Regions from separate parts of the Mus musculus genome. Here region 2 is linked to region 1. The links are chromatin contacts, found by Hi-C or POLR2A ChIA-PET in ENCODE. All regions are on one chromosome and are shown on one strand. The core of a region is the stretch at or near the end of the contact, and the rest is flanking DNA. Distances in the headings are between cores, read along the strand shown.

Evidence for each region. Hi-C counts contacts between places; a loop is a spot of excess contacts on that map. ChIA-PET counts read pairs that join two places held with the same protein, here RNA polymerase II (POLR2A).
Region 2: a map of heart shows a loop between it and region 1 (2.3-fold over the local background). The contact joins the promoter of Zfp36l1 here to the enhancer-like site in region 1. A Hi-C loop is called at or near these places in 7 of 37 maps with a recorded cell type or tissue (adrenal gland, heart, left cerebral cortex and 1 more). POLR2A ChIA-PET finds 5 or more read pairs at or near these places in 3 of 5 experiments (all embryonic stem cell).

Annotation. Positions count from the first base shown.
Region 1 is chr12:80,000,615-80,005,899 of GRCm38, forward strand. No RefSeq gene overlaps it. Among named protein-coding and RNA genes, the nearest start is that of Gm36834, 16 kb to the right of the region's middle. Within about 2 kb of position 2,079, at least 2 of the 3 ENCODE cell types and tissues checked have a DNase peak (open chromatin) inside an H3K27ac peak, as active enhancers do; they include heart, where a contact is called at or near this core.
Region 2 is chr12:80,110,542-80,115,826 of GRCm38, forward strand. Zfp36l1 (zinc finger protein 36, C3H type-like 1) reads right to left here and starts at 2,472. Exons shown (of 2, transcript NM_007564.5): 1 at 2,278-2,472; 2 at 1-7. The coding sequence starts at 2,334. Gm52006 reads right to left here. Exons shown (of 3, transcript XM_030247048.1): 2 at 5,070-5,285; 3 at 3,039-4,081. The coding sequence ends at 4,002.

The sequences.
Region 1 (5,285 bases), core at 829-3,328:
GGTCCTTAGCAACCAAAGAATCCTTGTATGTAGTAGTTACTCAAATGTACATTGAGAGTTGAGCAGAAGTAAGGATGCTGGCCCGCACTAGTCCTATACGGAGCAAACTCAGGTACACAGACACAGGCATGACCATGTGACTTAATGCTGGAGAGCAGCACCAAGAGGTCCCCAGATGGGACACAGAACTCCAGGCAGGAAGTCCACTAGCCAGTATCTCCTTTTTAGAATTGAATATGCTGAAAGATTAGACTATTTTCTTGAGTTTCGTCTCTGTCACACTCCACTTTGTGTACCCAAGAAAGTTGCTGCTCCCTCGTCTCAGGCATGTGTAGTTCACTATGGTTTACTCCCTTTCCTCGGGAGTAAAAAGTCTACGGTCACAAATGGCTCCTACTTTTCCCTAGTGTGTTCATCTAAGTTCTTCAGAGATTAGAACCAAGTAGATCTCTGTTTTGCTTTGATTTTGTGTTTTAAATATTTTTTGTTACTGTACAAAATAATGGATTTTGCTGTGGCATTTTCATATGTATATATTGGTATTTACTCACATAATAGTATTTAGGGGTGTGGGGGGGGATGGATTTTCAGTCAAGATTCCACTGTGTGTGTGTATGCCACATTTCTTTATCCATCCATCTGTTTGTTTGGTTTGAGACAGGGACTTACTATGCAATTAGGGTAGCCTCAATTCACTATGTATCCCAGGCTAGCCTCCAACTACCTATCTTCTGACCTTCATCCTCTGAATACTATGATTATTGGCCTATGCCAGGATGTCCAACCTAGATTTCTCTATTTCTTTATCTACTTTTTTCCTGAGCAAGCACCATCAGAGGGTTTGACCTGCTATCATCAGCCAACAGCTAGGAAACCTGAAAAGCATCCTCAGAAGAGAGAGGATGCCCACCCCTTGCCCCCCATACATACTATGAACTGAATGGTTGTGTGGACGGGCAGGACCTGCAACTTGAGCTCATCAAGAAACCTGAAGCACAACAAGGGTTTGGGGCCCTCAACAGTGCTGATCTCTTCTATTCTAGTTGAAATTAGAAAGAAGGTGTCCTTGCTGTGGTCTAGAAACAGAATCTTAGCTGTTGAGAATGAGCACAACTTAAAACTCCTTCACACACACACACACACCCGGCCTGCTATGCATGACCTGCGATCATGGGTGAGACTGCTTGGTATTTTCATACTCATGGAAACAGGGCCCTGTTGATCTCAGAGGCTCCCAGATTAAGCCTGAGTCTCTATTTTTAATCTCTCCGGAAATAAGCAAAAAAAGAGAAGTCTAATTTCAAACAGACTGGACTTTACATAGGAAATATGTAGGTCCCCTGAGACTCCTAGAAATTGTCTGAAACCCAAAGGCCCCACTTGCTTCCCCCACACCCCCTCTCCAGAGCACTAGGCCACGCCCAGGAGGCCTGGGGCTGCAAGAGAGAGTGTTTGCAATCAAAAGTCCAACCTTGGCTTGGACTGGCCAAACCAGCCCAGCCAGCTAGCCTACTGTGCCTGAGGGCAGGGGTTCTGGGTGAAGAAAGAAAGGCATTTGCCCACAGCCTGCACCCTGGCTTTGGGAGGATTCTTCTCTCACCCCCATTGCTTTTGAGTTTTCTGGTTTTTTCCTCTACTCTGAGGCTTGTCAAGTTCCAGGCAAGAAAGCATAAAAGGATTCCAAACAGCACCATCAAGCCCACCACTCTCTCTCTCTCTCTCTCTCTCTCTCTCTCTCTCTCTCTCTCTCTCTCTCTCACACACACACACACACACACACACACACACACACACACACACACACACACACAAACACACTTCCTACTCCACAGCATTCCCATCAAAATCCAATTGCACACAGTTCTGGGATCTGGAGCCAAATGAGGCCCAGTAAAAGCTTTGAAACCATTCACATGGCCCCTAGCCCTCCATAAGAGTTCCATAGTTAAAGTTCCAGCCAGAATCCTGGGCCTTGCTGGCAACCCGTGCTGCTGGGTCACTGTGGGAGGTGGGACAGGGCCCTGTAGCCTGCTGTGCCTCAGTTTCCCTGCCTGTCAGTTTAGACAACCATGACGATGGCTAATTCTGAATTGTCTGCCTGCTGGTGGGATCAGGCACTGAGGGGGGCTCAGATTTATGGCATGGAAGTCTAGGAATGAGCCAAAGTGGAGGGACTAAATTGGGTTGGGTGCCCGGCTCCCAGAAAGGCAGCCAGGGAAAATTAGACACGCTGCTGAGAGAACTATCCCGATGACTTCACAGAAGGCTCCTGCTCAGAAACAGCCACTGTGTTATTGTAACTTTCACAGCCTGGGCCAAGCTCTTCCTGGTAACGGGAAGTTTGGGATTGAAGTCGTCCGTGTACCCGGCTGTTACCGAGGTCACCCTGGGAGCTGGGGCTCTTCCAAAGGAAGCCAGCATGGGGCTTCTGGGCTTGGCGGAGTGGCTGGACAGATGGACAGTCTCTGAGTAAAAAAGTCATGGTTGTAAGGCAGGCGGGGAGGCGTGGCAAGCCCCCCTGCTGCAGCTACCTTGGTGGGAGTAAGTCTTTATGGCGTACCTCTGCCACAAAGCCTCTTGGTCTCCAGAAGCCATGTTCGCAGCAGTAAGCCAAGAGCCCAGACAGAGAAAGGGCCCAAGAACTACTACCATAGCTCCCCCACATACACCAACCCCCGGACCACAAACCTCCAGGCCCACATAATTCCCAGCAATGGATTTTCTTCTTATCCACTAAACCCTGTCCATTGCCCTTCTAGCCATTTGCTCTTTTTAATCTTCCTTTTATGCAAAAAATAAACAGCTCCGTGAAGTTTCATCCCACCCTTGTCTTCCATCGGCGTGCTTCAAATGATTACGAGAAAGCTTGGTTCACGTCGTCCAGCGAACCAGTCTAACTAGGGTTTGCCTCGTGGATGTCTACCCCTGAACTGATTTTTTTTTTCTTTCCCACCACTGCCGGCTCTCAGCCACTCATCCATCTCCTGCTCATCTCTGTTGGAAACGCGACCAGCCAGGACCAGCCAAGCCAAACAGGTGTCAGTACGCACTCAGACTCTCCAAGGATGAGAGCTCTTCTGTGGCTACCAGATTGTACCCTGACGCTGGCCAGCTCCTGGCGTCTGCCCCTGGCCCTCCCAAGATGGCAGTCTATGGGGACATAGTTCAGACACTCGATCTGGTTTCTTCCAAGTCTGGTTCCATTGGCAAAATGAAACTCCCTGCCAAGAGAAAGCCAGCTTGTCTTGTCTACGAGGCACCCATGGTACCTGGCAAGTCACCCACGCTGAGATGGCAAAGGACCCTTGGAGACTTCCACACTTGGTGAGCCATTGTGAGGAGGGAGGGAGACAAAAGGAAGATTCCCGAAGCAAATGTCAGATGCTCATAACACAGTCTTATTCTAGAAAACAGCACATGGGGCAAAGATGCAATGACAAACATAAAACAACTAGTTCTTGCAAAAGGAAGGAAGGGCAGGAGATTGTACACAGGACCTTAAAAATGTAAAGCTTCCCATAGCATGGTTGTCTCACCTCTCCAGTCTGTGTGCTACTCCTCTCTTCTGCCCACCTGAATTCACATTCACAGGCTTACACACCTGGGGGACTACTATCCCTGCCTACTTTGTTGCTGTCACCCATCTTCCAGTTTCCAACTCTGTCCTCTCTGGCATCTCATCCCGCTCCCTAACAAACCTTCCAGAGGCCTGGAGATACATTGCCTCTTCCCTCCGCCTCACATCCTGGCTACTTCCTCCCTACACTTTGTTTCCACATCAGTGGCTACCCCTATCTGTCCTCTGATGCAGATGCACAGGGCCTTGCCTTTCTAATGAGTCTCTGTATCTCCAACCCTGTCTTAAAGTATTTTTGTATGCCCCAGGGACATCTCCACAGTGCTCTGAACACTGTCAGACCTTGGACAGTGCTTACGTAGTTGACTGATTATCCAAAATGGATTTTGAGGGAACAAATGGATACAGAGTCATGAGGAACTATGGAAAAGTTAAATGAAGCTGTGAGCCTGGGACCGGGCAGTTCCTTCTTGGGGGCAGTAGTTTAATGGGTTTTCCATTCTAGGCAATCCCCTGATAGCCCTAGAATCCCACAGAGACCCAAGGAGGGAGGTGGCTGGGTGAACTGTGTGCTCTGCAATCAAGCAAGACCATAAATGCAGATCCAGGCAAGCTAAGCGACGTTAGCTTTGCAGCTGCAGGTGATGAGAACGGTATTTATAGGCTCGATGACATGTCAGAAGTGGTGAGTCCCAGAGGCTGGGACTGGAGCTGGACATCCTGAGACCCCGATGTTCTGTTTTTGTTCTCCTCCCTGTCCTTCCCTCCTGGAGCCCCTGGAACTTTCCATGTAATTTGGATGAAAGCAGAAATCATCTGTTGTTTCTCAGTCCTTACTCATACTAGGGAAGGATTTAAAAATCTGCTTTGTAGAAGGGTGGTTTGTAATGAGTGGAAAGATTCTATTGCCTCAAAAACGGCATTTGCCGTTACGTCAAAACCTTCTTCAGAAATTTTCACAATTCTAGGCAGAGACAGAAGCTATTCTGTCTTCTGAGACCCGCAGGGACACAGGGCTAGGATTGGCACTGGACAGTCCTTATTGGTAGATGAACACATCTTAGACAAGAAGTTCTAGAGAATCCAGGTTCACCTGATAAAGACTTTTATTTGGGGGGTTCTGGAGAGATGGCTGGGTAGTTAAAAGCACAGAGGACTCAAGTGCAATTTCCAGCTCCCACATGGCAGCTCACAACCATATGTAACTCCAGTTCCGGGGAATCTAACGCCCTCTTTTGGCCTCTGTCAGTACTGCATGTACATGGTACACATTCGTGCAGGTAAAGCACCTATACACATAAAAATAAAAATAGATAAATCTTTGTCAAACGAACTTCCTTTTTCCATAAGCCTCTTTCTTTCATGACAGATAATAGAACCCAAGGCAAATCTACGAGGAGAGGGACCAAATCCTCTGCCATTTATGACCCAAAAAAATGCGGAAATCACTGTTTTCCTTCAGAGCCGTGTAAAAAGGACTAGCCAAAGAACAAATTACAAACAGCTACACAAGCATCAGGGAAGTCCCATAGATCATAAGGGATGGAAAATAACCATGAGATCATCAGGCTCATCTCCTGTGGGGCCTGACAGCCAGGACACAGCCGTGCAAACCCCATCTAAGAGCGTCCTGGCCATGGAGTCTCTGGCTTCGCACTGTGAACAGTGTCTCCCATGCGATCTCAGACAGGCCGCAGCTACAAACCAC
Region 2 (5,285 bases), core at 1,222-3,721, 110 kb after region 1:
TGTTACCCTGGGAGGGGAGGGAAAGAAAGGGACGGATGAGTGACTGAGGACATCCACGAGGCCAGGGCATGGTGTCCACAAAGGACAGCACCTCTCCATCTGATAGGCCAGTCTCTCTAAAAGGAGCCACCTGGATTTATTTTGGCACTGCTCATAAGAAACCGCAAAATCCTGCCGTGTGTGGAAGAAAAAGTTATGTATTCATCCCGCCCCGTGCTGACCCGATATGTAGCTTCCTCCTGTCCCTAAAGCTAATTTTCCCCCCTCTAAAATCCGGGCCCCGTTTATACATTCCTCAACTCAGAGAGCCTTTCACACAAGACAGTCCCTTTTCATTTCCCTCCCCCTAAAAGAATCAGGTAAACCTAGTTTAGAAGTTTGGAAGGATGAGCCAAATCCTCTCTCAATCAGTCCCTGCTTACCCGCCCCCCCCCCCCCGCCACCCCCACCCCCACAAAATCTGGCCCCACACTCTCCACCATTTCCTCTTCCACAAGTGTGCCCTTCCTTTGGCAACAGGTTTTCAAACTGTGCTTTTTCCTTGCTTGTGGAAGGGCCTAGTCTGGGATGTGGGTAGAGGGATATAGTGTCTGAAAACACAAGGTTCGGGAAGGGTAGGTATCCCACACCCTGGGAGGGATTTTCTCCCAGCATTCTCCACCCCCTTCACTAGGAAGATGCCTTTGCACTTGGTTTCCTGGCTGCGAGAGAGCTCTGGATAAGAGCACCAGTGTTTAATCTTGAACCAAAGCTGCAGACGAGAAGGAAAGCACCAGCACGCTCACACTCCCCGACTCAGTCAATTGGGGGCGGGGGTGTGTGAGTGAGCAAGGACAGAGGCTGCCACAAGCCCTAGTCACCTGCCCAAACTACCTAAGATTTAGAAAAGAGTGGGGGTGGGAGACTTGAAAGTTATCTCCAGGCCCCTGACACATGTGGGTGTGTGTCATTGTGCAAATTCTAAAGTTAGTCCCTTAGGATCCGCAGCAGGGGATCGGGAATCGGTAACCCTGTAACCGCAACCACCCCACCGAGCGGATTACAGGAACCCAGAGGAGAGCCGCTTCCAACAATGAGGTTCATTTAAAAAGTCCTGCGGGGGGAGGGGGCAAAAGAAAGAGAAATAGATCAAAGAGCGGGGCAGCGGGGCCCAGGATGGAGTTGGCTAGCTCAGGCTGCCGCCAGGGCAAACAGACTTGGAAAAACGCAGGGAGGGAAAGAAGCCGAAAATGCAAAGTTTTTGATGTTGCTCTTCAACTCCAGCACGGCCCTGCACCCCAACCCTGCAGCCCCGGGGCCTTGGCAGCTGCACCGACAGGAGCAGCGAGCTAGGAAGAGAGCAACATGACCCGACGTGTTTAAGGGAAGGCAAAAACAGTTCAGCAATTAAAAGTAGCCTAGCAGCTTCATCCTTTCAAATTGGGGGGTTGGGGGAAGTAGAGCGGGCAAAAAATTAACAACATTCACGGAGTTATTTCAATCGCACTCCTGGAACATTACGGTTTTAAAAGTTTTTTTCTGTTTTGTTTTTCAAAAACCTGACTGGCAAACTGCCCCATTTTGGCCCTCTTAAATCCTAACTGGCGGGAACTTGAGGTCTGGCAGCATTTTGTTCCCCTATTCCTTAGTCAACGAACCGTAGTGCCTCACAACCCAGGTAAGCAAACAGTTTCAGCCCCAAGTTTGCAGCACGATCGACCAGCTCCCGCAGCGGGAACCTAGCCCAGCTGGGGCGGACAAACTCCACTACAAAGTCGCTTTGCCTACATCTTTTTGAACCTTAAGTCGGCCTCTTTCTTCGTCGCATTATCTCTTAGCTCCCCAAAACAGACAGGAAAATTCTCCCAGTCAGATACCGCCCTGAGACCTCGCTTTTCCTAGAGACCCCTAGCAAAAGGTGTTGGGTAACCTCGAACATCTCCAGCGGGTACAGGAAACCCAAGGCGCACACTGCGAAGCCGAGCCCACCCGCTTAGCCCAGCTCCGGAGGTGCACCATGCAGAAAAGAATCCTTCAAAATTCGTCCCAAACCTAACCACTCTTCCGCACCTCCTTGCCCCGCAAACTGGAGCAGTCGCCCAGAACTTTGCTCCCCGGATTCACAGAACCCCACCTGGGACCTGAAACTTAAGTGCGAGGAGGACATAAACAAATTCCTTCACCATGGAGGGAAACGCAAGCAGTGAAACTCCTTCACGTCCCCGAGACCCAAACTTTTTAGAGTTTCTTGGAGCACAAGAGAAACTTTCAAAAAGCCAACGCTCCGCCCTGCTTTACCTTGCATAAAACTTCGCTCAAGTCAAAAATGGTGGCGGACACGAGGGTGGTGGTCATCGTGGGCGTTCGCACGGGGCAAGGACTAGGATCTGGTGTGTCGTGAAGGTCCCGGTGCGGGGAAGGCGCAGCCTCCGGCTCTCCGGTCAGGAGTCCCACACGCCTGCTCCCGGCGCCCCTCGCCTTTCTGACTCTCCCGGGCTGCGGCGCGCAAAGCCCAATTTATAAGATTTGGTGGGTTGGGGGGGGTGGAAGGAGGAGCTTTAAACGTATTTAAATGAAGAAGAGGAGGCGGAAAAAAAGTTGATTGACACTGAGGTTGAATCAGCCATGCGGTCAAGAGGGAGGGAGGGGTAAAGGGGGAGGAAAGAAACTTTCAAAAGGAAGAAGGGGGAGGGAGACGAGGAAAGAAGGCGGAAAAAAAAAAAAAAAAAAAGCACTCGGAGCGGCGCAAAACTTTTTTTTCTTAAAGAGGAAAAGTTTCGAGTCCGCGGGCTCCGGGGGCGCCCCTCCCCTGGGCCGAGCCCGGCAGAGGGGGAGGGGCGCCCACCCTTTGTCAACCTCGCTGCTCGGCTCTGTGACATCACTCATTCCACCCCCTTCGGAGTTCGAGTTGTTGTGTTTGTTGGTTTTTTTTTTTAAGAGTTGGAAGGCGGGCTCGACTCTCCTCTCTCTCTCTCTCTCTCTCTCTCTCTCTCTCTCTCTCTCTCTCTCTCCCCCCCCTCCTCCCTCCCTCTCCCCCCTGTCTTTTTTTTTTTTTTTTTTCTTCCTAGCAGGCGCTGGAGCTGGTCTTGAGCGGGCCAGGGCTGCGGTTTCCATCTTGAGCTAGTGTCCCTTGAAACTTCTCCAAGTGCCCGCACGACTTACCTTCCCCTGACTTCCCTGTCCACACCCGGCTGCCCATCGCAAAATGAGCTGGGCGAGGAGTTTAGGAATGCGGAGCACCCCAAATGTTCGAGTCAAGAGTTTTATGTTTGTTGTTTCCCATCAGTGAGCAAAAGAAGTAGGGATGACCAGAGAAAACTTTTTCTCCAGGAGAGCCTAGGCTGGAGGGGGCGAGAGCAGTAAGATTTTGCGCGCAGCGCGGGGTCCACGCGTGCTGGGCCGGCAGCCTGCGTTTTCCCGGTATGGTGGGGGCACCACTGCCTGGGCAGAATTCTTTCAGACCTAGATGGGGCGCTTTGTTCACATAACCGATCTTTAAACTTGCTACAGCAGAAAAGTCCAGACTTTCAAGGGCACCCCCTGAAAATAAAAGAGCAACAAGTCACTTTCCACGCGCGCTTTGAATTCGGGCTGCCTCCTCCACACATCCCCGAATGTTAAAAACAAGGGGGGAAAAAGTTACTTTGGTAAGAAGGAAGGTAGAGGTGGGGGAAGCGACACTTCTTGCTGCTCTCCCGCCCCCACGCGAACGGAACATATGGCTTGTCACTATGCCCGGTTTGGGGGTACCAAGCAATAAGACCCACGGAACTCAGTGGCCTTCAATGAATTACACCGCCCTTTAAAACCACGAACTATGTGTTTATTTACTATTAGGTCTGGCTGCCTCCCACCCGCACCGGCTCGCGTGCTGCAGTGGAGACCCGGGCGGAAATCGCGGGCCGCACCGCCCAGGCCTCGCACGTTTCTTCCCAGCATTCGAGGCCGCCGGGTCTGTTATGAAACCCGGTGCTCCGAGTGGCTACCAGCGAGTTCCATTGCGATGTAATTAGGTCACCCCATTACGAGTACGTTTCTCTGGAAAGGACGGAGCGGGCGGAGCAGAGCGTTCGAGGCGCACCACCCCTTACACACACGCACACTTTAAGAAAAAAAAAAAAAACAAAACTTTTATTTATCGCCAGCCTCTGGGCAAACCCAGGGAAACCTTCCAAATCACAACTGTTTTAGAAACAATTTTTTTTCTTTCAACTTTGCGAAACACGACTTTTACTGCAGCCCACGAACCTAACGTTAATTCCCCGCGGGGTCTCTGCTTGACTCCTCTCCAGTGACTTGAGTTGATGCCCCCCCCCCCCATTTTTTAACACGGCTGCTGCCCCGGGTTTTGCTGCTGCTGCTGTGCCTTCCCTCCCCCGCTCTCATTTTTCATCTTTTCTTGAAATCTGGCAAGCGCCAGGAAGGGAAATAACTTCCATCCACCTTAATTTAAATCATTCGGGTGTGTAGGTTTCTTTTTAAAGGGATGTTTGCTCCTTCCCCTCCCCAGCTCCAGGGGGGGGTTGGTGTGTGTGCCGCGGATTTCGTGCAGTTTCTCGATGATGAGGTAATGAGTTCCAGATTTCAGGACAGAGCAGGGTGCGTTAAAACCCACAAGGTTAGACGGAGTCCTGATGTGAAGTTATTTCGGCTTTTCAGTCCGCATCACCCTCCGGGCTGCTCTAAACTCCCGAGTGTTTGCGAAGCTCAGCTGCAGGGGGGAACCCTGGCCGGGGAGGGGCGACCTCGCTGGGTGGTGCTGTCCCTGAGGCGACCGAGCGGTCTTGGACACCCCGAGCTGCTTAAATAATTTTGTTGTTTTTTTTTTTTTTCTCAAAAGGGGGGGTGTGATTCCTCGAATTTCCTACGCCTTCCCAGATCCCCCGGGCCGCCCCTCCCCCGCTCCCCGAGGCGCGGGCTCCGCGGGCGGCGCGCTCCCGGCTTGTTTACCCGCCCGCCCAGGTTTGTCCCTGATCCCACAGCCGTCTCTATAATTAAACTCTTTTTTTTTCGTTCTAATTGTCGGGTTGCGACGTCATTTAGGGGACTTTCCGGGGAGGGGGGGCAGCGCTCCTTAACCCTTCGCTAACCCTGCGTCCGGGACAGGCGGCCGCCAGCGCGCGGGCCTGTGATCCGCAGGTGGCCGCAGGTACCCGGCCCAGCCGCGAAGCTCACGGGACTCAAGCCTAGGCCTCCCGAGCGTCCGGAGCTTGCACAGGCCGCCGTCTCCACCTGCGTAGCCGCTTCCGGCCAGGGGGTGGGGGGGAAGCGCCGCTCTGCCGCCGACTTCCGGTTCGCGCGTCCTC